7 separate regions of the Homo sapiens genome follow, and regions 2, 3, 4, 5, 6 and 7 are each linked to region 1. The links are chromatin contacts, found by Hi-C or POLR2A ChIA-PET in ENCODE. All regions are on one chromosome and are shown on one strand. The core of a region is the stretch at or near the end of the contact, and the rest is flanking DNA. Distances in the headings are between cores, read along the strand shown.

The links. A loop is a pair of places that touch in the nucleus more often than their neighbours do. ChIA-PET counts read pairs that join two places held with the same protein, here RNA polymerase II (POLR2A). Pooled maps may share reads with other maps.
Region 2: a loop to region 1 is called in a map of IMR-90, with 27 times the contacts of the local background. The contact joins the promoter of TARDBP here to the promoter of CASP9 in region 1. A Hi-C loop is called at or near these places in 3 of 168 maps with a recorded cell type or tissue (CD8-positive, alpha-beta T cell, IMR-90 and naive thymus-derived CD4-positive, alpha-beta T cell) and 6 of 50 pooled maps.
Region 3: a loop to region 1 is called in a map of CD8-positive, alpha-beta T cell, with 15 times the contacts of the local background. The contact joins the promoter of MTOR here to the promoter of CASP9 in region 1. A Hi-C loop is called at or near these places in 2 of 168 maps with a recorded cell type or tissue (CD4-positive, alpha-beta memory T cell and CD8-positive, alpha-beta T cell), 4 of 37 single-sample maps with no recorded cell type and 13 of 50 pooled maps.
Region 4: a pooled map shows a loop between it and region 1 (25-fold over the local background). The contact joins the enhancer-like site here to the promoter of CASP9 in region 1. A Hi-C loop is called at or near these places in 4 of 37 single-sample maps with no recorded cell type and 12 of 50 pooled maps.
Region 5: a map of CD14-positive monocyte shows a loop between it and region 1 (13-fold over the local background). The contact joins the promoter of CLCN6 here to the promoter of CASP9 in region 1. A Hi-C loop is called at or near these places in 4 of 168 maps with a recorded cell type or tissue (B cell, CD14-positive monocyte, ascending aorta and 1 more), 5 of 37 single-sample maps with no recorded cell type and 19 of 50 pooled maps. POLR2A ChIA-PET finds 5 or more read pairs at or near these places in 2 of 52 experiments (H1 and MCF 10A).
Region 6: a loop to region 1 is called in a map with no recorded cell type, with 7 times the contacts of the local background. The contact joins the enhancer-like site here to the promoter of CASP9 in region 1. A Hi-C loop is called at or near these places in 2 of 37 single-sample maps with no recorded cell type and 14 of 50 pooled maps. POLR2A ChIA-PET finds 5 or more read pairs at or near these places in 2 of 52 experiments (A549 and CD4-positive, alpha-beta T cell).
Region 7: a loop to region 1 is called in a map with no recorded cell type, with 6 times the contacts of the local background. The contact joins the enhancer-like site here to the promoter of CASP9 in region 1. A Hi-C loop is called at or near these places in 2 of 37 single-sample maps with no recorded cell type and 6 of 50 pooled maps.

The regions. Positions count from the first base shown.
Region 1 is chr1:15,522,416-15,525,801 of GRCh38, reverse strand. CASP9 (caspase 9) reads left to right here and starts at 1,587. Exons shown (of 9, transcript NM_001229.5): 1 at 1,587-1,733. The coding sequence starts at 1,602. RefSeq lists silencers at 508-947, 1,228-1,617.
Region 2 is chr1:11,010,895-11,014,280 of GRCh38, reverse strand. TARDBP (TAR DNA binding protein) reads right to left here and starts at 1,627. Exons shown (of 6, transcript NM_007375.4): 1 at 1,538-1,627; 2 at 316-565. The coding sequence starts at 553. RefSeq lists silencers at 309-555, 1,965-2,194 and enhancers at 917-1,884, 1,595-1,924.
Region 3 is chr1:11,260,808-11,264,193 of GRCh38, reverse strand. It overlaps MTOR (mechanistic target of rapamycin kinase), which reads left to right and starts at 1,643. Exons shown (of 58, transcript NM_004958.4): 1 at 1,643-1,749. RefSeq lists an enhancer at 1,296-1,455 and a silencer at 1,876-1,925.
Region 4 is chr1:11,279,392-11,282,777 of GRCh38, reverse strand. All of the region lies in intron 1 of UBIAD1 (UbiA prenyltransferase domain containing 1), which reads right to left. Among named protein-coding and RNA genes, the nearest start is that of UBIAD1, 7.9 kb to the right of the region's middle. Within about 2 kb of position 1,662, at least 9 of the 41 ENCODE cell types and tissues checked have a DNase peak (open chromatin) inside an H3K27ac peak, as active enhancers do.
Region 5 is chr1:11,804,592-11,807,977 of GRCh38, reverse strand. CLCN6 (chloride voltage-gated channel 6) reads right to left here and starts at 1,787. Exons shown (of 23, transcript NM_001286.5): 1 at 1,629-1,787; 2 at 788-847. The coding sequence starts at 1,715. MTHFR (methylenetetrahydrofolate reductase) reads left to right here and starts at 2,014. Exons shown (of 12, transcript NM_005957.5): 1 at 2,014-2,090. RefSeq lists enhancers at 1,240-1,309, 1,760-1,839, 1,850-1,959, 1,157-2,142 and silencers at 1,490-1,539, 2,210-2,259, 2,280-2,329.
Region 6 is chr1:11,900,027-11,903,412 of GRCh38, reverse strand. No RefSeq gene overlaps it. Among named protein-coding and RNA genes, the nearest start is that of RNU5E-1, 6.4 kb to the left of the region's middle. Within about 2 kb of position 1,797, at least 3 of the 41 ENCODE cell types and tissues checked have a DNase peak (open chromatin) inside an H3K27ac peak, as active enhancers do.
Region 7 is chr1:12,038,962-12,042,347 of GRCh38, reverse strand. No RefSeq gene overlaps it. Among named protein-coding and RNA genes, the nearest start is that of MIR6729, 11 kb to the right of the region's middle. RefSeq lists enhancers at 1,560-1,629, 2,695-3,194 and a cis regulatory region at 2,977-3,386. Within about 2 kb of position 1,832, at least 3 of the 41 ENCODE cell types and tissues checked have a DNase peak (open chromatin) inside an H3K27ac peak, as active enhancers do.

The DNA of each region.
Region 1 (3,386 bases), core at 338-2,837:
CATTCGTTTCCCTGAACCCTAGGGTCTACATCTGTAAAACCGGCGGGGGGTGGGAATACTTTCCTGGCAGGATTGTAGTTAAGGATAAGTGAAATAAGCATGAAAAGTGGCTAGCACGATGCCTGGGACTTAGCAAATGCTCAGTAAACAGAAACGATTATTTTTGAAATGTGAAAATGAACCGTTCAGAACGATGGGAGTTTACAGGACTAGATTTCTGCCGTTTTTTTTTTTTTCTGTGTGGGAGGTGTTAGGGTGGGAGGGAGGGAAGAGGGAATGGAAGACTGTGTAAGGTGGGCTTGGTTGGATCAGACACTCGAGTTTGGAACAGTCAACTGCGATCTGGGCACAAGGGCGGTGAGGGGAGCTTATGGTTTTACTTGGGGTGGAGGAGGGGGCTAAGGGGAAGCCATGCCCCGGAGGAGGTTGAATGGGCGGGACAGATCACGGCTCCACTCATGGTTTCCCTCTTGCTGGAAGTGTGACGACTCCCTCCGGATCTCTGTAAAAGCGGGGCTATAGTGAATTCTGGCGAAGGGCCCGCGGTGGACCAGGAACTGGTGCCAGAATTGCAAAAGGGCACCTGCGCCCGGAGTGGGGAGGTGATGCGGGGGCGGGGCGGGGCCCTGGGGGCGGGGCGAGTCGCGGAGGTGCCGCCTTGGGGCGGGGCGGTGACAGAAGGATGGATCCTGGGGGTGAGGATTGACTTTGGGGGCGGGGCGAGAGTGCGAACTGGAGTCTGAGGCTGAGCGGTGACGCAAGGACGATTCTGAGGGTGGAGCGAGGGGAGGGGATTGGCTCTTGGAGGCGGGGCGGTGGCACGAGGCTAGCCCTTGGGGGCGGGGCGGTGGCGCAAGATTGACCTTGGGGGCGGGGTGGGGGCGTGGGTTGAATCCTGGGGGCGGGGCGGTGGCGCGGAATGGATTCTGGGGTCGGCGCGAGGCGCTGAGGTGCGTCCTGAGGGCGGGGCGATGACGCAGAGCGAATCCTGGGGGCGGGGCGAGACCTTCTAGATGCGTCCCGGGGAGTGGGCGGTGACGCGGTGGCAGGTTCTGGGGACAGGCGGTGACCCCAGAATTGACCCTGGGGACAGGGCGAGGCGCGGAGGCGTCCTGAAGGCGAGGCGGTGACGCAAGAGCGAATCCTTGGGGCGGGGCGAGGCGTTGGAGATGCGTCCTGCGGGCGGGACGGTAACGCGGGGGCGGGGCGGTGACGTGAGGTCAGTGCGGGGATACGGGGCGGGTTCTGGGGCGGGGACGCAGTGGTGGATTCTGGAGCGGGGCGGTGACGTGGGGCGGGTTCTGGGGCGGGGCGGTGACGCGGAGCGTGTTCTGGGGCGGCGCGGTGATGGGAGGCTTGGCCCTGGGGGCGGGGCGAGGCGCAGAGGTGCGTCCTGAGGGCGGGGCGGTGACGCAAGAGCGACTCCTGGGGGCGGGGCGAGGCCTTGGAGATGCGTCCGGAGGCGGTGGGGAGCGAAGACTGACCCGGGGCCGTGACGCGGGGGCAGGCCCTGGGGCGGGGGCGGGTCCTGGGGACTGGGGCGGGCGGCCGAGGCCCGGAAGCGGACTGAGGCGGCCTGGAGTCTTAGTTGGCTACTCGCCATGGACGAAGCGGATCGGCGGCTCCTGCGGCGGTGCCGGCTGCGGCTGGTGGAAGAGCTGCAGGTGGACCAGCTCTGGGACGCCCTGCTGAGCCGCGAGCTGTTCAGGCCCCATATGATCGAGGACATCCAGGTGCGCCCCCGGCCCCCTGTCCCCGCGCTGCACGGCCGGGTCCCCACGCCCCTCGAGGAGGCGTTGTGCGGGAGCCTAGCCTTCCCTGTGGCTTCAAACCCCTCAGCGGAGCCAAAGAATCCCAAACACCTCTTAGTCGGGTGTTCGCTAAAGCGATTCCATGCCATACTCAGTCAGCGTACACTGTTAGTGCTTGTGTTTCTTGTGTAAAGGAAAAATGTGAGACACATCTTGAGAACTTTGAATAAGAAACAATTCATGAATTGGAGAACATCAGACTGAAAGAGCTTTAGTGTTGCAATGACAAAACGTCAGAGGCAAGTATTTATTGGGAAAATGTGGAAGCAAAATAAAGAAATTATTTGATTGGTTTGCAGTTACAAAATTGCCTTTTTTTTTTAAGGTCTGTTAATTGACTGCTTTTGGCTGGTCTTAAGTTTTATTTCTCTCTAACATAAGCATTTATCAGATATGACCCAAGTTAAATTTTGCTTATGTTTGCAGTTTAAGCAAGATTTAGGTCACTTAGGATACCTGATTGGTTTTGTCTGCTCAGGAATTCTTCATGGTTGGTCTCCATTTTAATTTACGTTAATACTTGCGAGGAAGGAGGCGTGTGCGTTTTTACTTTTCTAGCATAGAGGTTTCGGGAACCCACTTTGGCATCAGGCTGCCTGGCAGCGTGTTCTTGGGCCAGTCACTTACCCTCTTTGAGCCACAGTTTCTGGGCTGTGAAATGGGAATAAGAATAATACTGTCATAAGGACTAAATGAAATAACGGATGTGAAACTGTAGTGCTAGGCACAGAGCGGGGGATCAGCGTACCCTGCCCTCTTTGGCCAGCCCCTTCTGTGTTCAGTTTATGTTTTGTTAAGAGGTTTTGGAAATGAGGGGACCTGATGCAGAATGGAGAATAATGAAGTCAAACATTTGAGGTTTTGTTTAAAAGCACTTTCCCATCTTTGTCTCATTTGACCCTCATCACAGGCCTGTGAGGATGCAGGAGATATTTCCTACCATGAGGTGCAGTAGGTGTGAGTGGCTGGCTGGATATCCCTGGCCAGTGCCCTGGCCCAGGGAAAGAGTCTTTAAATAATTGAGTATCATATGAGTAATTATTCATTAATAATAAAATAAGTTTTGTGCCTTCTGTGTGGCCCCTACTGGGGAACAGTAATGGTTTGAGGCCACAGTCCTTGCCTTCAGGAATGTTCACGGGGATCACAAACTCAAATGCCCATGGAGGACCAATGGATGGGCGTCATAGTGGATAGCCTTTGCACTGCCCTCCGTCTCCAGCTGAGTATGGCCATATCAACAAATGGCCCAGTATTGCCACATCTTACACTTATTTTGAGGCAGGGTCTCACTCTTGCCCAGCCTGGAGTGCAGGGATGAGATCATGGCTCACTGCGACCTTGACCTCCTGGGCTTAAGTGGTCTTCCTGCCTCAGCCTTTAGAGCAGCTGGGACTTTAGGCACATGCCACCATGCCTGGCTAATTAAAAAAAATTTTTTTTTTGTACAGATAGGAGTCTTGCTATGTTGCCTAGATGAGTCTCAAACTCTTGGCCTCAAGTGATTCTCCTGCCTCAGTGTTGGGATTACAGGTGTGAGCCACTGTACCCGGCCCAGCTTTCACATCTTAAAAA
Region 2 (3,386 bases), core at 378-2,877, 4.5 Mb after region 1:
AGCACTTCAGAAGAATCTATTTACAACAATGATTTATGTACAAAACATTCTTAGTGATTCCTGAAATTTATCATCAACTTGGCAAAGTTTATTCAGATATTTTTTAAATACATTGTTTTCTCTTTTAAAATGATCTACAATCCCCAGTTTCCATAAATTTAGACTCGTGGTCTTCCAAACTTGTCTAACACTGAAGTTCAAGGAAATACTTAAGTTTCAGGAGACATTCTGCCACCAAAAGAGGCTAAGATCCATGGATGAGACACACACCTGAACACACTTCAGCATGATTACAAAAACCAAATGGTAACAAACCTTTTGGATAGTTGACAACATACACCAGATTTCCCCAGCCAGCATCTGGGGCATGCAGAATTCCTTCTACCAGCCGGACACCTCTCATACACTGAGACACTGGATTCCTGTAGCGAAGCCCACACGCCCCTGGAAACTGGGCTGTAACCGTGGAGAGCAGCACCGTCCCATCGTCTTCCGATGGTATTTCAATGGGCTCATCGTTCTCATCTTCGGTTACCCGAATATATTCAGACATCTTTTACTTTTCCTAAAGAGAAAAGAGATATGAATGAACAACATTCATGTCAGAATAACTGTTTCCTTATAATGATAATACCCAAACCATGTCAGAGTTCTGACTTCCAGAAAAATGCTTGTCTGGATTCGTATATGCATTGGTTATCCCTGAAAAATGACGAGGTGAAGGTAAGGGTAGTGATTTCCTATCAAAATGTGATGCCTCGCCAGTTCATTCATTCAAAAAACTTTCCCTGAAGGCTTATGATGCGTCAGGTACTGAAACTGTAACTGTGAGTCCAACGTGGCTTGCTGGTTACAAGCTAGGGTATGCAAGGGAACAATAAACAGTAGCTATTTTATGACAATCGGGTTAGTCGTTAAGTAATCCTGAAGGCAGAGGAGGAGCCTAACTGGCTGAGGCATGGGCGTGATAGGTCCCAGTCGATTTTCCTAAGCAAGCGATCCATCAGCTGAACCTGAAGACTGAATATGGGCAGTGAACCAGGTGTAAAGAACAGGAGAAAAGTTTCCCTCTGTTCCTCATTTTGGGGCTTCCGGGGGCTCTGCGAGCCCGAGCCCCAAGGCCCGCGGCGACAGGTCCTGGCGGTGCCGGCCGTCGCCTCCCAGAAGCCCGCGCGTGCCAGCCGAGGGAGGAGTTTCTCGGCGCGGCCCGGGGTGGGGCGCAGGAGCACCAGGCCCAAGCTGGCAGCGTCCCTCGAAGTACAAAGTACCGAAGGCTCCGGCACTGTCCGGGTCCGGGGCCAACCTCCGCCTCAGGCTACGCGGCACCGCGGGCCCGGCCCCCCGTTTCGGCGCCACCGGCCTCCCCGTGCCAGGACCTAACGACGCTCCCGCGCGAGCCCGCTCGGGCAGGACTAGGCCCGGTCTCACGGCTGACTTCCCGGGGCAGGGTCCGAAGCCGCTGCGTCTGCCTCGGGCCGCCCCAATGCAGAAGCCGAGGCACCTACGGCGTCCTCAGTGAGAAGGCTCCGCGACTCACCCGCTAGGCCGCTGCTGGGAAGCCCGACAGGGACACCGAAGCAGCGACGGACCCAAGCGCAGCCCAGCCACCGCTTCGCTCCCACAAAATGGCGCTAGGGCCGCCTCCTCCCCCCGCCCACCGGCGTCCTCTCCCACCGGTTGCCTGTCCAGAGGTGGAAGGCACCGACGAGAGCCACGATGACCCTCTCCCCAGGGACTCGGGCTGCCTCCTGGAAATTCAAGCCTACAGAGAAGCTCTGAAAGCTAAAATAAAACCAGGACCTAGGCCTGAAAAGCTGAAGATTGAAAAAAGTGTGGCTGTATAGGAGCTGACCTCCCCCCACGTAACGTAGCAGATGGTTTCGGCCGACCAACCGCCGGCCCAGGTCTCGGTCGGAGCTCGCGCACTTTCAAAGCGCGCGAGAGTAGCACAGAGTCTCGGCCAGCGAGGGCGGGGCGGGGCGGGGCCTGGAGGGGGCGGGGCTCGGGATCCCGGGCCGAGTCCACCTGGGAGGCAGGATAAGGCCTGGACCCCTTTTCTGAAAGGCAACCTAGTGCGTCTTCTCCTCCCTCCGCCAGCCCACCTCCAAACCTGGAAACAATAACTTTGTTCTAAATAATAGCAATGATAAGGCTACTTTGTGCCAGGTACTTTCTGAGTATTCACATATTTAATAGCCCAAACAGTTTTGTGTAGCAGGAGCTATTGATATTCATTCTGCGGGTGAGGAAACTGAGGCACAGAGAGATCAAGTGTCTTGCTTAAAGTGACGCAAGGATTAGCCGGGCGGTAGTGGCGCGCGCCTGTAGTCCCATCTACTCGGGAGCCTGAAGCAGGAGAATTGCTTGAACGCGGTAGGCGGAGGTTGCGGTGAGCCGAGATCGCGCCACTTCACTCCAGTCTAGGCGACAGAGTGAGACCCTGTCCTCCAGCCCCTCCCCCCAAAAAAATGTCACCCAAGGAATAAATGGTAGACCTGGGATTTGAATCTCGAGGCACAAAATGCTAACTTGTTCTGGCTCCAGCCCTTTAATAATAATAATAATACAGTACTTCATCTATTTTAAGGCACACTTTTTGTTTCACTTTTTTTTTTTTTTTTTTTGAGACGGAGTCTCGCTCTTGTCCCCCAGGCTGGAGTGCAGTGGCGCAATCTGCAGCTCACTGCCACTTCCAACTCCTAGGTTCAAGGGATAGCTGGGATTATAGGCGTGCAAAGACACCATGCCCGGCTAATTTTTGTATTTTTAGTAGAGACAGGGTTTGGCCATGTTGGCCAGGCTGATCTCGAACTCATGGCCTCAAGTGATCCGCCTGCCTCAGCTCCCCAAAGTGCTGGGATTACAGGCACGAGCCACCTTTCTTTTCTATCTTTTCTTTCCTTTCTTTCCTTTCCTTCCCTTCCTTTCCTCCCTTCCCTCCCTTTCCCCCCCTTCCCTCCCTTCCCACCTTCCTTCCTCCCTACCTCTCTCTCTTTCTCTCTCTCTCTCTTTCTTTTCTCTTCCTTTTTTTCAGACTCCCTCTGTTGCCTAAGGTGGAGTGCAGTGGCACAATCTCAGCTCACTGCAACCTCCGCCTCCCCGGTTCAAGCAATTCTCCTGCCTCAGCCTCCTGAGTAGTTGGGTCTACAGGCATGCACCACCATGCCCGGCTAATTTTTGTATTTTTAACCCCTGTTGGCCAGGCTGGTCTCAAACTCCTGACCTCAGGTGATCCGCCCACCTCGGCCTCCCAAAGTGCCACCACGCCCGGCCTTTGTTTCACATTTCTTTTTTTTTTCTTTTTTCTTTTTTTTGAGATGGAGTCTCGCTCTTTTGCCCAGGCTGGACTGCAGTGGCGCTATCTCGGCTCACTGCACGCTCCGCCT
Region 3 (3,386 bases), core at 394-2,893, 4.3 Mb after region 1:
TGGGATTCCAGGGATGAGCCACCATGCTAGGCTCTAAATTATAATTATTAATGGCTATGTATTTTTCTTATTATGAATGCATCTTTTTTTTTTTTTTTTTTTTTTTTTGAGATGGAGTCTCGCACTGTCACCCCAGCTGGAGCGCAGTGGCGCGATCTCGGCTCACTGCAACCTCCGCCTGCTGGCTTCAAGGGATTTTCCTATCTCAGCCTCCTGAGTAGCTGGCATTACAGGCACCTGCCACCACGCCTACCTTTTTTTTTTTTTTTTTGTATTTTTAGTAAAGACGGGGTTTCACTATGTTGGTCAAGCTGGTCTCAAACTCCTGACCTCATGATCCGCCCGCCTCGGCCTCCCAAAGTGCTGGGATTACAGGTGTGAGCCACCGCGCCCAAACGAATGCATCATATTTTATTGGACTCCTACTTTGAAATATTTAGGAATTTTCAGTGTTTACTATGACAAATAGCACTGTGATTAAAAAAAAATGTAGTCAAATCCACTTTTGCTGTTGATTTTTTTTTTTTTAATCTGTAGAGACATCGTCTCGCTATGTTGCCCAGGCTGGTCTGGAACTCCTGGCCTCAAGCGATCCTCCTGCTTTGGCCTCCCAAAGTGCGTGGGCCACCGTGACCAGCAGTTATTTATTTTCTTTGGTTGTGTGTGTGTGTGTGTGTGTGTGTGTGTGTGTGTGTGTGTATGTATGTATTGAGACGGAGCTTGCTCTGTTGCCCAGGCTAGAGTGCAGTGGCACGATCTCGGTGCATGCAACCTTCACCTCCCGGGTTCAGGCGATACTCGTGCCTCAGCCTCCCGAGTATCTGGGATTACAGGCGTGAGCCACCATGCCCAGCTAATTTTTGTATTTTCAGTAGAGACGGGGGGTGCGGGTGGGGGAATTTCACCATGTTGACCAGGCTGGTCTCGACTCCTGACCTACGGTGATCCGCCTGCCTCGGTCTCCCAAAGTGCTGGAATTATGGGCGTGAGCCACCGCGCCGGGCCAGCTATTGATTTTTTGAAAGGATTTTTAAAAAATAATGTTGCTTTGAAAATTTTTATTTATGACTAGCTCTTTTGGTTAAAACTTGGCTATGGTTTCTCTGGAGTGATCCTGAGTTGGATAATTTTGGGAAAGTTAGAGAATCTAATTAAAAACATTTTCAAATGCTTATTAATTGTAACAAAAGAGATATCACAGGATCCATAAAGAGCGCTAGCCCGAAACGTCTTTTGATGCAGTAATTCCTGGGCACCGGCATCGCTCACATTCTCCTCTCAGAATTACACCGGGAGGGGTCGCGAACCTCTGCTAGCCGCTCTCGCTGCGATCCGGAGATACCCAGACACCGGACTCCTTGAGTTCACAGCCCGGATGCAGAAGGGAATCCTAGCAGCGCCGTACCGGATGTGTGAGTGGAAGTGACTGAGGTGAACTCACGACCGATTGGTTCTCCCGAGTGGACCCAAGCCTGTTTTCACCTGCCACTGGCCGCGTGGTTTGTCTATTTGAACAGTCCCCGCCCCCTGGAGAAGCCGGGTCCTGAAGCTTCTCTTCTTCATTACTATTGGCCTGTTTTTCAGTCCATCTTCTCCCTATACCTGTCGATTGGTCCTCAGGGCTGGGAACCCTCCTTCCCTCGCTCCCGGCTTAGAGGACAGCGGGGAAGGCGGGCGGTGGGGCAGGGGGCCTGAAGCGGCGGTACCGGTGCTGGCGGCGGCAGCTGAGGCCTTGGCCGAAGCCGCGCGGTGAGTCTAGGGCCTGGCACGACCCCTCTAGGGCGGCGTAATGTCCAGACCCACGGCCAGCCTGCCCGTGGGGGGGCCAGGGGAAGCCGCCCGTCTGGGACGTGGGGTCCCCACATTGCCGGCCCCACGACCTGGGCACCGTCTGAGGCCTTGACTCCCACCCCTCGAGGCAACGCCCACCTCCCCGGGACCCCCAAGAGACCCCTGGACCCTTCGGCCCGCGGTACGTCCGCCCGAAGGCCGGCCCATCAGCTCTGGTATTGCCCTTTGGGTCTTTTGCCTGTCACAGCCACCCTTTCTTTTGAGCCACGTATAAAAATTGTGTATCTCTGCCCCAGGGAACACTAGCGTCCGTGTCAGCCCCTTGTCCTCCACTGTGGACACCTCTCAGAGATCCAGTCCCCGAAACTGAGCTTGGTTACATCGTTGGGGTACATCTTCTCTCCCTCTCCCCCAGCCCCATCCCTGTTTCCCCCATCCAATCTTAACTTCCTTAAGCCCTATCAACACCATTAGGATATTTGACTTCAGATATCCTAAGTTTAATTGAATTCAGTCTGGAGCAGATGGCCTGTGGGCCTCAGATCATATAAAGATACACTGGTTCTTTCCTGAGAATAGAAATCCCTTGCCAGCCACCTTCCCCCCTTTCGGACGCACACACATACACACAAACTGGAGTAGTTTTCTTAGCAGGGATTCTTAAGTTTCTTCTCCCCTAAAGGATGACATTTCTTTCTGCAGTCTTCTTCTTGGCAGTGGAGTATTTGAAAGCTTTACAAAACCAATTATTCCCAGGTTTTTCCTCTGTGCCTTACAAATTCTTTCAAAAATAAGAATTTTGAGAAATTGGTTTTGTAGCATAAGCTGAACATACTTGGGATAGGTGTATGTTACACCCATGGCAGTGTGGGCATAATTGAGGAATGAGGGAATGAGCTCAGGAACTAATTGGTGTTTTTTGTTTTGTTTTGAGACGGAGTTTCGCTCTGTCGCCCAGGCTGGAGTGCAGTGGCTCGATCTCTGCTCACTGCAAGCTCCGCCTCCCGGGTTCCCGCCATTCTCCTGCCTCAGCCTCCCGAGTAGCTGGGACTACAGGCGCCCGCCACCATACGGCTAATTTTTTTTTTTTTTTGTATTTTTAGTAGAGGCGGGATTTCACCGTGTTGGCCAGGATGGTCTCGATTTCCTGACCTCGTGATCCGCCCGCCTCGGCCTCCCAAACCCGGCCAGGAACTAATTACTTTCTTTTAGCTTACATTTGAAGAGCTAGTCCCCTGTAGAACTGCGTTGTTCAGTACAAGAACCACCAGCCACATGTGGCTGTGGAGCACTTGAAATGTGACTAGTCCAGGCCGGGCATGGTGGCTCACACCTGTAATCCCAGCACTTTGGGAGGCCAAGGCGGGCAGATCACCTGAGGTCAGGAATTTGAGACCAGCCTGGCCAACATAATAAAACCCCATCTCTACTAAAAACACACAAAAATTAGCCAGGCGTGGTGCTGCACATCTGTAGTCCCAGCTACTCGGGAAGCTGAGGCAGGAGAATCATTTGAACCCGGGAGGTGGATGTTGCAGTGAGCCGAGATCATGCCACTGCACTCCAGCCTGGGTGACAGAGCGAGACTCTGTCTC
Region 4 (3,386 bases), core at 413-2,912, 4.2 Mb after region 1:
CTGACCAACACGGAGAAACCCCATCTCTACTAAAAATACAAAAAAAAATTAGCCGGGCATGGTGGTGCACGCCTGTAATCCCAGCTACTCGGGAGGCTGAGGCAGGAGAATCGCTTGAACCAGGAGGCAGAGGTTGCAGTGAGCAGAGGTCGCACCATTGTACTCCAGCCTGGTCAACAAGAGCTAAACTCTGTCTTTTGAAAAAAAAAAAAAAAAAAAGTGATGTAAGCAAGGTTGAGCAGAGATCTCTGTCCCCACCCCAAAACCAAGAGCAACCCACTCTGGGGAGGAAAAAGATCTGGTTATCTGACACAAGAAAACAGTAGAGCCCTTGGGGAGAAAGCTGTTTCCTAGCATTTGATACATGGCCCAAGGCTTCATGTGCTCTACCTGATTCAGAGACGTGGCCCATCTGGGAATTTCCTTTTAGGCATTCCTCCTCTCCCAACCCCATTTTCTGAATGAGCTTACACAGTGAAATACTGGGCCGGTTCTCCACACGGCAGCCAGAATGAATCTGTTAAGACTTAAGTCAAAAAGTTGGCAAGACGCAGAGCAACTGGAACACTTGCTGGGGGGAGTGTAAAGAAGTACAACCACTTCAGAAAACAGTTTGGCAGTTTCTCATAAAATTAAACATCATCTGCCCTGTGACCCAGCAATTCTACTCCTGGGCATTTACCCAAGAAAAATGAAAACAAATATCCACAAAAAGACTTGAACATGAATGTTCAGACGTAATAGCCAAAATATGGAAGCAATCCAAATGTCCCTGAAAAGGAGAATGGATAAAAAGAAGTTGTGGTATGTTACAATGGAATGCTAGTCAGCAAAAAAAGGAACTACTGATACACGCAATAAAACAATGAATCTCAAAAACATCACGCTGAGCAAAAGAAGCCAGACGAGAGCTCAGACTGAAATAAATACACATACATACATACATACATAGTTCATAGTGAAAGGTTCCATTTATATGACAGGCAAAACTAATCTCTGTGAGAGGAATCAGAACAGTGGTTCTTTTCCTGTCTCTGGATGGGGGCAGGGAGTGTGGGATTGACAGGCAAGAAGCACTGGGAAGCTTTTGGGGGTGATGGAAGTGTTCTGGATGATGACGGGGTGTGGGTTATGCAACTGTATACATTTATCAAAATTCATCAAGCTGCAACACTAAAAACCTGTGCATTTCACTGTGTGTCAATTATATGTCAATAAAAGACAATGTTTAAAAAATCTTAAACCAGATTATGTCACTACTCTGCTCAGTATATTTCAATGCCTTCCCATTTGTTCACTGGATATTTACTAAGTAATATTACATGCCAGGCAGTGCTCTGGGTGCTAGGGGTTCAGCTAATACCAGAGACAGAAATCCCTGACTGCAGGGAGGGAGCTCGCAGTCGAAGGGGGAAGATAATTAACCAATTAAGTACTTTATATGGCACATTAGAAGGTAACATGTGCTATGAGGAAAACTAATGCAGAGAAGAGCAGCAGGGGAAGTATCAGGTGGGGGCACGGAGTGGGTGTGTAATTTTAAGCAAGGTAGAAAGCAAGGCCTCACTGAGCAGCTGACATTTGGGCAAATAGGTGAAGGAAGTGAGAAAGTGAACCACATGGTTAGAAGCAGGAAAAGCATTTCAAACAGAGGAAGCTGCATCTACAAAGGACCTGAGGGAGGGGCAGGAGGGGTTGTGCATGCTCCTGGACTAGAAAGGGCAGTGTGGCTGGCCCAGGATGAGCAGGAAGAAAGGAGGAGGGTGGGTCAGAGAACTGGGGGGAGGGCAAAAGGTGGGCAAAGAATGTAGGGCCCTAGGGAGTCACTGTAAAGACCCTGGCCTTTACTCTGAGCAAGATGGGAGCCACTGAAGAGTTCTAAGCAGGACTGACAGGGCTGCCCTATATTTTAACAGAATTACTCTGGTGGCTGAGTGGGAACAGCCTGAATGGGACCAGAACAGAGGTAAAGAGACCAGTTGGGAGCCTGCCGCAAAAATCCAGGGACAGATGATCACAGTGGTGGCTGGACACGGTAAGAAGTGGTCAGATCCTACATGCATTTTGAAAGGAGAGTCAACAGAATTTGCTGATGAACTGGATGTGAGACGTGGGAGTCAAGGACGATGCCCACAGCTTTTGGCCTGAAGAACTAGGATGAAGCTGCCATTGAGCAAAATGGGGAAAAAGCTGTGGGCGAAGCAGGTTTCCTTGGGGAGAAGATCAGAATTTGGTCTCAGACATGTTAAGCTTGAGATGTTTATGAGACAGTTCTAGGAGAAGTTGCTGAGCAAGAAGTTGGATATGAGTCTGGAGTTTAAGAGTCACTAGCTTAACAGATGGCATCTGAAGCCATGAGCTACATCACCAAGGGAGTACATGGAGATAGAGAAAAGAGGCCCAAGGACTGAGCCCTGGAGGTTGGGGAGTAGGACTGGTTAAGATCGCCATGACAGAGACCCTGCCTAACTCACCAACTGTGTCTCATGCCCCCTCTGGCTCACACAGACCTTTCAGTAGATCCTAGCCAATGTCACACTCTCTCTCACCCACCACATTTGCACTTAGTGGTCCTTCAGCCCTGGAGGACTCAGCATCACAATCAGACTCCAATTCCACCCCGTGGCCAGCTCCTTATCCTTCCGTCTTCAAGTCCTAGTTTGAACGTCACTTTCACAAAGACAGCCTCTTCCCTTCACCACCACCTTGTACTTTCTATTACACCACCTCATTGATTTCCTTCACTGAACTTTTTATAATTAGCTGCCAGGCCACCACAGCCTTTTGATTTTCCTCTTACTCCTCTGGATGCTTGCTCACATCCCCTTTACCTGTGCCTTTTCTTCCCCCACCTCTAATGTGGGAGTGTCCCAGGGCTCAGACCAGGACTGACTTTTCTACCAACACTCCCTCCCCCTTGATGACCTCACCCAGTCCTACAACTTTATCTATAGACCAATGACTCCCAGATATGTAATCTCTAGCCCAGGCTTCTCTGAACTTGAACTACCCATTTGACATCTTTGTTAGGAGATTTAATAGACATTAAGATGTCCAAAGTTGGCCAGGCGCAGTGGCTCATGCCTGTAATCCCAGCACTTTGGTAGGCCAAGGTGGGTGGATCACCTGAGGTCAGGAGTTTGAGACCAGTCTGGACAACATGGTGAAACACCGTCTCTGCTAAAAATACAAAATTAGCCAGGCATGGTGGCAGACGCCTGTAATCCCAGCTACTTGGGAGGCTGAGAATCACTTGAACCCGGGAGGCAGAGGCTGCAGTGAGCCGAGATCATGCCACTGCACTCCAGCCTGGGAGACGGAGTGAGACTCTGTCTCAAAACAAACAAAAAACAAAACAAAAAACCACGAAGTCAATTGCTTGCTTT
Region 5 (3,386 bases), core at 538-3,037, 3.7 Mb after region 1:
GAGACTCTGTCAAAAAAAAGAAAAGGTTGTGGAAAATTACCTAATGATACAAAAAGTATAATAAAGGGGGTGAGTGGGACAGGTTAAAATAGATGATTTAGTGGAATCTCATTTTTGTTACTTAAAAAAAGCATGTATCATGTATATAAAAGCATGGGTAAGGATGTAGAAAGATACTTAGTAAGGTGTTAACAGTCATCTTTTAATGAATGGAGTTATAGGCTTTTCTCTACCTTCTTTATTACGTTTAAGAATTTAATGATAAAAAGTCACGCATGTTGTTTCACCCCAGCAGTGTTGGCTTTACTAAAAACACATACTCTAAGAATCCCATACATGAAAGGTGGAACTTAATCAAGAACATGTCAGAGAGAAGCTGCTTGAGCAAGAAAATATCTGAAAAGCAAGCTCTCCTAGAAGAGAAGCAAGGCCTCCTTAACAGTTTATAAGCACACACCTGTTAGGGGCACATACTGCCTGCCAGTGCCTTTCACTCTAAGTCTCTCTGTAAGCTGTAAAAGCAAACAGTTTAATGGCAAATACATACTCTATCCAGGTTAAGGTGCCACAGATTTATAAACGTGTAAAAACACCAGACCTTGTTTTGGGGTTAAGGTGAGAAAAGGGCTTGCTAAACAGTCTCTTTCCTAGAAGGAAGTTCTCTTACCCACTCACTCCCTGGGACAGAAGGTCAAAGAGCATCTCTGGTTGGAATCATAATGCTTCGGCCTGAAGTGACCAGGCCACTCACTACTTTAGTTGCCCAAGCAGTATCAAAGGAGCTCACCTCATAGTCTTTCCTTGGAAGAATCTCATCCTCCTCCTCCTGTGTTTCTCCAAGGATGGTCTAGAAAAACAGATCCGCAGAGGGAGCCTTTTTTAGTGGTTAGGAGTGGAAGGAGGCAGAAGTATTTACTGAAATCAGTGGCTAGCTTCTAAATCATCTGGAGCCATTATCAAATAGGAACCAGCCCTCAAAAAAAACCTTTCAGGGGTGAGGGACCATGTGGGTGAGGATCTACAGCCATCAGCTGAGCTCTTCATTTCCACTGATAGTCTCCAAATAACCACCCTCCTCTTCAGGACACCTCAAAGATGTCCAACGCCAGCTGAAAAGGGGGGTAAAAATGCAGGTTCCATTTGACAGTGTGACGTATCTGAAATCAGAAAGGACTTGTCAACTCTGGGAACACAACTCAAGTTTTCCCAGGATGCTTTGCAGGGGGAAGCTGGACTGTCAGTGACCCAGAAAGGGTGAGGGATAGAGTGAGAAAGGACTGGAGAAGCTAAAACAGCAGCATGATAAGCACAAAGTCCTGTGAGGAAGCTCATTCTGAAAACGCTTGTTTCATTCCAAACTCTTTTCAGATGGAAATAAAAGGAAACATGGGTGGGATTTACTGGAGCTGGCCTGGATTCTCCCTCAGATTCCAGGAGGGGTTATGAGAAAAGACCCCAGACTTAGGCACGTGAAGCAGGGTAGACGCTTCGAGAGCCCTGGCTGCGGTCCCCAGGCCCCACCCGCTGCCACCTGCGGGCCCAGATTGGCCCGGCCCCACCCCCGGCAACGCCTCTCTCAGTCCCTTAGCAACCGCCCCCTCCCCAGGCCGACTCCGCCGGCTTCTTACCAGCTCCTCGGGGGTGCGGGTCTCACGCTCACCGCAGCAGCAGCACCACCTGCAGCAGCAGCACAGAGACCCCCTGCACCCCGCCATCTTCCTCCTTTACTGCCACTCTGGACCCCTCTACCAACCCCCTCCCAGCCAGGATCTGCGCCTCACGTGACTGGCCCCGGGACGGTCACGTGGCCCTCTCGAGCTCTGGGACTGAGACCAGGAGTGGCTGCAGACGGGTGGGGCGAGGACTCGCGTCACATGACGATAAAGGCACGGCCTCCAACGAGACCTGTGGGCACGGCCATGTTGGGGGCGGGGCTTCCGGTCACCCGCGCCGGTGGTTTCCGCCCTGTAGGCCCGCCTCTCCAGCAACCTGACACCTGCGCCGCGCCCCTTCACTGCGTTCCCCGCCCCTGCAGCGGCCACAGTGGTGCGGCCGGCGGCCGAGCGTTCTGAGTCACCCGGGACTGGAGGGTGAGTGACGGCGAGGCCGGGGTCGCCGGGAGGGAGATCCTGGAGCCGGCAAACAACCTCCCGGGGGCAAGGACGTGCTTGTGGGCGGGGAGCGCTGGAGGCCGGCCTGCCTCTCTTCTTGGGGGGGGCTGCCGCCTCCCTTGCGCACCCTTCGCGGGATTAGTGTAACTCCCAATGGCTACCACTTCCAGCGACCGCCAACCCTCAAGCGAAGACTGACTTTGGCTCCCTGCCTGGACGGAGGGGCCCCTGAGCCAGGGGTGACGATCCCGCCCCTCTGACCGGCCCAGGCCCGTGTCCTCGCCCCCATCGGTGACTCAGTGACCTGGTGACTGGATTCTCGGCCACCTGGGCGCCGAGACGGCTTCCGGCTCCTGCCTTTTAAACCTGCCTCCCCGGCGATCACCTGGAGAAGAGCGCTGGGCCCGGGGCACTGCGGTCCCTGGCGCCCACTGCGTCCCGCTGCGCACGGGGGTCCGCCGGGACCTTTCTGGGAGTCGTAGGCTTAGTATCCCAGTGCTTGGCGCAGACTAGTTGTTCAGTAAGTGGCAGAGGCTTATTTTGAGAGAGTGGCAGCACCTGGCCCTTTGGCGCTCAGTGAATGTTGGCTATCACCGTGTGCCAAACTCTGGGGATACCCCAGGCAGGACACCGGTCCTGTCTCAGGGAACTGGGGAAAGAGAAAGGAGACAGGCCTTTTCACCCACAGTTACAACCCAGGGTGCTATGGGAGTCCAGCTGATAACGGATAAATCGTGGGAGTTGGCTTACAAATATGGCACATGCGTGGCATATACTAGGAATGCAATAAGTCTTTGAAAATCAGAGGGTTTACAGGTGGTTCAGCTTCCTCCTACTCTAGGTTCTGTTCCAGCAAGCAATTAACGAGGTGCGCCCTTAAACGCTGGAGGAAAGCCAACTGGCTGCTCTTGCTGTTACTCCTCCCCCCCGCCCCCGTTCCTCACTCCCCACAGCCATCCCCACTGAGAATCTGGAGTTTGAGGTCAGAATGAAAGAGAGCAGCCCTAGAGGGAGAAAGCTTTGGCCCAGGGTTCTTAGTCTGGAATCAACTCCTTGTCTTTGGATGTATCCCCGTGTAGTCTGTGCACCTGTGTGTGTATTTCAGGGGAAGGGAGCAGTGCATTTAATCAGATTGTCAAAAGAGTCTAAGACCCCAAATGGTTAGGTACACAGGGTTAGTGGTGGACAGTCTGAAAGAAATGAACCTCACCTGGGCTTTCCTCTGTTGTGCCATGTCACCACACACCCATTCACTACTGTGTGTTTGCCCATTGC
Region 6 (3,386 bases), core at 548-3,047, 3.6 Mb after region 1:
CTCCTGGGCTTAAGTGATCCTCCCAACTCCCAAAGTGCTGGGATTTCAGGTGTGAGCCACTGCACCCAACACATTTTCAATAGTTTCTAGTTTAAATTTTCTGTGTGTGTGTGTGTGTGTGTGTGTGTGTTTTGTAACAATAACCACACACATATAGTTTATTTCTTCTTCCTTTTTTTTTTTTCTTTTTTTGAGACAGGGTCTTACTCTGTCACCCAGGCAGGAGTATAGTGGTGTGATCTTGGCTCACCGCAACCTCCGCCTCCTGGATTCAAACATTTCTCCTGCCTCAGCCTCCTGAGTAGCTGGGATTATAGGTGCCCGCCACCACACGTGGCTAATTTTTGTATTTTTAGTAGAGGCGGGGTTTCACCATGTTGGCCAGACTGGTCTCGAGATCCTGACCTCAGGTGATCCACCTGCCTGGGCCTCCCAGAGTGCTGGGATTACAGGCATGAGCCACCACGCCTGGCACACACTTTTTTTTTTTTCTTTTGAGACGGAGTCTCGCTCTGTTCCCCAGGCTGTAGTGCATTGGCAAGATCTTGGCTTACTGCAACCTTCAACCCGCTGGGTTCAAGCAATTCTCCTGCCTCAGCCTCCTGAGTAGCTGGGATTACAGATGTGTGCCATCATGCCTGGGGAATTTTTGTATTTTTAGTAGAGACAGGGTTTCACCATGTTGGCCAGGCTGGTCTCAAACTCCTGACCGCAAGTGATCTGCCCGCCTCAGCCTCCCAAAGTGCTCGGTTTACAGGCATGAGCCACCATGCCTGGCCTGAAACTTCTACTTTTAAAAGTAGAGCTTCAAATCCAGCTCCATAGAGCATGGAATTGCGGAATCAGGGTACTTGAATAAAGTCTGAATCTCAGCCAAAGCCAGGGAGATTTGAAACCCAAGAGAAAATGCCAGGAAGCCCCGCTAGCTCTGATGAGGTCAGACGAGTGAAAGCTGTTCCTGCGGGTACCAAAGCTCAGAATGTTGGCAAAGCAGCATGGATTGTGGGAGGCTTGCCTTGGGTCCCATCTGTGGGTCACCAAAATGTCAACCTAAAATCATCAAAAGGGTTAGAATCTAATTTAAAGAGTGTTTATTCAAGCACAAAGTGTGAGGATGGACAATTCGGAAACACCAACTCCAAAGGAATGGTCAGCGTTCTAAAGTAGACAGAGACAGGGGAGTTTTTAGCAGGATTATAGCATTTTTCTTTTTCTTTTCTTTTCTTTTTTCTTTCTTTCTTTCTTTTTTTTTTTTTTTTTGAGACGGAGTCTCGCTCTGTCACCCAGGCTGGAGTACAGTGGTGTGATCTCGGCTCACTGCAACCTCCACCTCTCGGGTTCAAGTGATTCTCCTGCCTCAGCCTCCCAAGTAGCTGGGATTACAGGCACCCGCCACCACGCCCGGCTAATTTTTGAATTTTTAGTAGAGACGGGGTTTCACCATGTTGGTCAGGCTGGTCTCAAACTCCTGACCTCGTGATCCACCCACCTCGGCCTCCCAAAGTGCTGAGATTACAGGTGTGAAGCACTGCACCTGGCCATTCTTTTTTTTTTTTTTTTTTTGGCAGAGTCTCACTCTGTCACCCAGGTTGGAGTGCAGTGGTGTGATCTCGGCTCACTGCAACCTGCATCTCCTGAGTTCAAGAGATTCTCCTGCCTCAGCCTCTTGAGTAGCCACCACGCCCGGCTCATTTTTGTGTTTTTAGTAGAGATGGGGTTTCACCATGTTGGCCAGGCTGGTGTCGAATTCCTGACCTCAGGTGATCCTCCCGCCTCGGCCTTCCAGCACAGCTATAGGCGTGAGTCACTGTGCCCAGCCTCTTTTTTTTTTTTGAGATGGAGTTCGCTCTGTCACCCAGGCTGGAGTGCAGTGGTGTGATCATAGCTCACTGGAGCCTCAACTTCGCTGGCTCAGGTGATTCTCCCACCACAGCCTCCTGAGTAGCTGGGACTAGAGGCACTCATGCCACCATACTGGCTAATTTTTTGTATTTTTTGCAGAGACGGGGTTTTTCCATGTTGCCCAGGCTGGTCTTGAACCCCTGGGCTCAAGCCATCCGCTAGCCTCGGCCTCCTGAAGTGCTGGGATTACAGGTGTGAGCCACCATGCCGAGCCTTTAAAAAGTTACCGTAAATATATTTGACATTTTGAAATTCTGTGTGTCAAAAATAATCAAGCAAAAAGGTGAGCCTCCCACCAGAATCATACTTGCAATACACCAAAGGGTTAACAATTGTACTATATCAAAAAGCCTTACAAATTAATGAGATAAAGCTGGGTGCGGTGGCTCACGCTTGTAATCCCAGACCTTTGGGAGTCTGAAGAGGGCAGATGGCTTCAGCCCAGGAGTTCAAGACCAACCTGGGCAATGTGGTGAAACCCTGTATCTAAGAAAAAAAAAAAAAGAAAAATTAATGGGATCAATACTAAACTGCAATAGAAAATCATTGATAGTAGAGAGAAAAATTTTCCAGAAGAAATGTACATGTCTAATAAATATGTGAAAACCTGTTTGGTCTTACTAGTAATCAGAGGACTCCAAATACAAGCAACTCTGTATGTCACGTCCCATCTATTACATTAGCAAATACTTTTAAAATATAAAATTCAGAGGCAGCCATGTTACAGTGAAACAGGAACGCAGATGCCACAGGTAGAAATAGGAACTGGCCCAATCTTACTAAAATGTCACTTGATGATATGTATCAAGAGCCCTAAAAAAAGTGTTTTTTGAGACACAGTTTCTCTCTGTTGCCCAGGTGGGAGTGCAGTGGTGCGATCTTGGCTCACTGCAGCTTCTGCCTCCAAGGTTCAAGCAGTTCTCGTGCCTCCGTCTCCTGAGTAGCTGAGACTGCAGGTGTGTGCCACCATGCCTGGCTAATTTTTGTATTTTTAGTAGAGACAGGGTTTCACCATGTTGCTCAGACTGGTCTTGAACTCCTGGCCCCAAGTGATCCACCCACCTCAGCCTCCCAAAGTACTAGGATTACAGGTGTGAGCCACCGCGCCCAGCCTAACAAAAGTATTTTAACAGTTAATATATGTCAAGCCAATAATTTCACATGTGGGAATACATCCTAAGGAAACAGAAATGTACAAAAATGTGTGCAAAGAAACACACTTTTTTTTTTTTTTGAGACAGAGTCTCATTCTGTCGCTCAGGATGGAGTACAGTAGTACAATCTCAGCTCAACCTCCACCTCCTGGGTTCAAGTGATTCTCCTGCCTCAGCCTCCTGAGTAGCTGGGATTACAGGCATTCGCCACCACGCCCGGTGAAATTTTTTTTTTTTTGAGACAGAGTCTTGCTCTGTTGTCCAGGCTAGAGTGCAGTGGCACTATCTCGGCTCACTGCAACCTCCACCTCCCAGGTTCAAGCGATTCTC
Region 7 (3,386 bases), core at 583-3,082, 3.5 Mb after region 1:
GGCAACCAAAAACAAACAAACAAAAAACAGAAAGAAAAAAAGAAAAGAAATTTATGTTGCTTAAGCCCTGCAGTCTGTGGTGTTCTGTTATACAGCCCTAGCGGGTGATAGGGTGAGACTATCTCAAAAAAAAAAAAAAAAAAAGAAAAAAATTATATCTGCATAGACCCTTATTCCAAATAAGGTCATATACTCTGAAGTTCTAGGTGGACATATCTTTGGGGGGCCACCTCTGAACCCACATCAGGGACCCAGAGAAGATGCCGGCTCTCCCAAATGTCAGTGTCCTCAGAGTCCTTTGGCAGCTGAGGCCCACAGGGAGGATCAGCACCTGGGAGACCCTTGTCCTTCAGAAGGGCCCAGCCCAGCAAGGCAAGAAGTCCCAAGGAACCCACCCATCCCGGTCAGGAGAACCACAGGAGGGTTTTACGGGGATGGGGAGTCCACGTGGCCAGGCAGGGAGACTGAGGAAAGGTTTGGGCAATCCGGCCTGAAGGCGGGACTTGAGCAGGTCTTACCCTGCAGGAGGAGTGGAATGGAGGTGTGGGTAACTGCCCCCATCCTGCTCTGTTCCCACACCGTGTCCTACAGAGTCCCTAGAGTTCCCAACCAAAGATTCCTGGAAGGGCCTGAGTGGTTTTCAGGCCTCTGACCCTCCCAGGCTTGGAGGCCCGCAGGGCCCTACTCCAGCACAGACACTGGGCCAGCGCCCTGTGTCCATCATTTCATGGAAGAATCACCTGAAACTTCCCCTGCTCCCACTCGGCTCATTCCTTACTGTGTATCTGGCCAGGTGGGGTGGACCCCTCTAGAGACAGGATCCTCATCTGCCAATATGCACACAGGCCCTGGTTTCAAATAATAATGTTGCACATTTATTAGGCCCAGTACTGCACTACGCATTTCATCTCCTGATCATCTAATTTCATCCTCTAAAAACCCCAACGCAGTAGGTAACATTCTTGGTTTTCTGGGTTTTTTTTTTTTGTTGTTGTTGTTTTGTTTTGTTTTGTTTTGTTTTTTGAGACAGGGTCTTGCTCTGTCACCCAGGCTGGAGTGCAGTAGCTCGACCGTGGCTCGCTGCAGCTTCCAACTCCTGGGCTCAAGTGATCCTCCTGCCTCAGCCTCCCAAGTGGCTGGAAACACAGGTTCGTGCCACCACACCTGGCTAATTTTTTAAATTCTTTTGTAGAGACAGGGGTCTCCCTATGTTGCCCAAGCCGGTCTCGAGCTCCTGGGCTCAAGCAATCCACCCACCTTGGCCTCCCAAAGTGTTGGCATTATAGGTGTGAGCCACGGTGCCTGGCCCAGTAGGTAGCATTCTAATCCCCATTCTACAGATGAGGAAACTGAGGCTCAGAGAAGCCCACTGACTTGTGCAGGAGCAGCAGCCAACACTGACCCCCAGGCTGAGGCTCCAGGTCCAGTGTTCTGCAACACACAGCTGGCACCTGGGGCTGCTTCCTCTCCTGGGTGAGCCTAAGTAGCAAATGTAAGAAGTTATGTTTGCTCATTTCTGCTTGAGTGGATTCACAAGCCGCTGGCTCTGTGACAATGGGCAGCTCTCTGGAGGGATGCTTTGAAGACAAAACAGAATAGAGCCCCATGTCTCTTGCGTGAGTCACTATATTCCTTGAAAGATAAATGGCCCCAGACTTGCTTTTTCCTACACATAAGATACCATCTGGTGGGGTTAGTGATTCTGCCTCCACAATCGATTCAGCAGATGTGCTTTAGTCATCTATAGCCAGATGTACTCTATACCCAAACCTCGATGTGATTTTGTACATATTACAGCTTCACCACCTGTACATAAACTGTGAACTGAAACTGCCAGAGCAGCTGATAGAACCCCTCCACAGGGCTGCTCTCAGGCAATAGGCTCGGTCTATAGTCCTGGTAAAACTTCTGAATAAAAAGAACTCTAAAGTTTTTGTTTTTTGTTTTTGAGACGGAGTTTCACTCTTGTTGCCCAGGCTGGAATGCAATGGTGTGATCTCAGCTCACTGCAACCTCTGCCTCCCGGGTTCAAGCGATTCTCCTCCCGCAGCCTCCCGAGTAGCTGACATTACAGGCATGTGCCACCACGCCCGGCTAATTTTGTATTTTTAGTAGAGACTGGGTTTCTCAATGTTGGTCAGACTGGTCTCGAACTCCTGACCTCAAGTGATCTGCCCACCTTGGCCTCCCAAAGTGCTGGGATTACAGGCTTGAGCCACCACGCCCGGCATTTTTATTTATTTATTTATTTTTAGACATGGTCTCACTCTGTTGCTCAGGCTGGAGTGCAGTGTTGTGATCACCACGCACTGCAGTCTCAGACTTCCCCGGGCTCAGGTGATCCTCCCACCTCAGCCTACCAAGTAGCTGGGAACCACAGATGTATGTCACCATGCCTGGCTAATTTTTTGTATTTTCAGTAGAGATGGGGTTTCATCTCTACATGTTGCCCAGGCTGCTCTTAAACTCCTGGGCTCGGGCAATCCACTGGCTTCAGCCTCCCAAATTACTGGGATTACAAGTGTGAGCTACCACACCCAGCCCGAACTCTAATTCTTCAGCTTTTTATTTTCTTTAGTTGACACCTGGCAAACTTCCACCATGGGAGTCAGGGGGTGTTTGTCAGAATTTGCTGGGAATGGGATGGGGGGCAGCTAGTTCTCCCTCGAGGCTGGGGTGTTCTGTAACCCTCAATCCTGGTGGACAGGAAGGGTTCCCCCACCAAATCTGAGGCCTGGGGAATTCTCAAAGCCCTCCCTCTCCCCTTCTCCACTGGCTGAGATGTCATGAGTCCTGGCTGGCCAAGAAAGGCTTCCTTGCCTCGGGAGCTGGAGGCCCAGGACACCTGGGTGCCTCTGGTATCCCATCAACAATGGTGGGGGATAGAGGAGGCAGGGCTGGGGGAAGCAGAGGGGTTTCTGCTGAGTTTCAGAGGCTGTGTTGCCAACTCTTAGCCACAGATAAAGAGGGCCAAAGAGAGTGTGGTCAGAGCTCAGCATGGTGATGGCATGACAGGGGATGTCCCCAAAGGCCACCCAAACCATCATCAGGCACTCTTATGCCACCCCAACTGATCACATCACGATCCTGTGGGCCCAGCTTCCTCTCAAAACTTCCTGCAAGGCTTCAGCCATCCACCCTCACAGCCTCAGCACTGGCCCCAGGGAGGGTCCTGCCCACCCACATCCCTCCTCCCTCCCTGTCCTCAGAGCCTCCATGCTAATGAAACTGGCAAGAAGGCTGCTGCCGGCATCTGCTCCCAGCAACAGCCCTTCCAGGAGCTGGGGGTGAAGGCCACTGGATCAAAGGACTCCATGCCCTGCTTCCATTCTCTCTTATCGTCCTGGGGAAGGCATGAGCTGGAGCAAACTCAGGGGGCAGGTTCC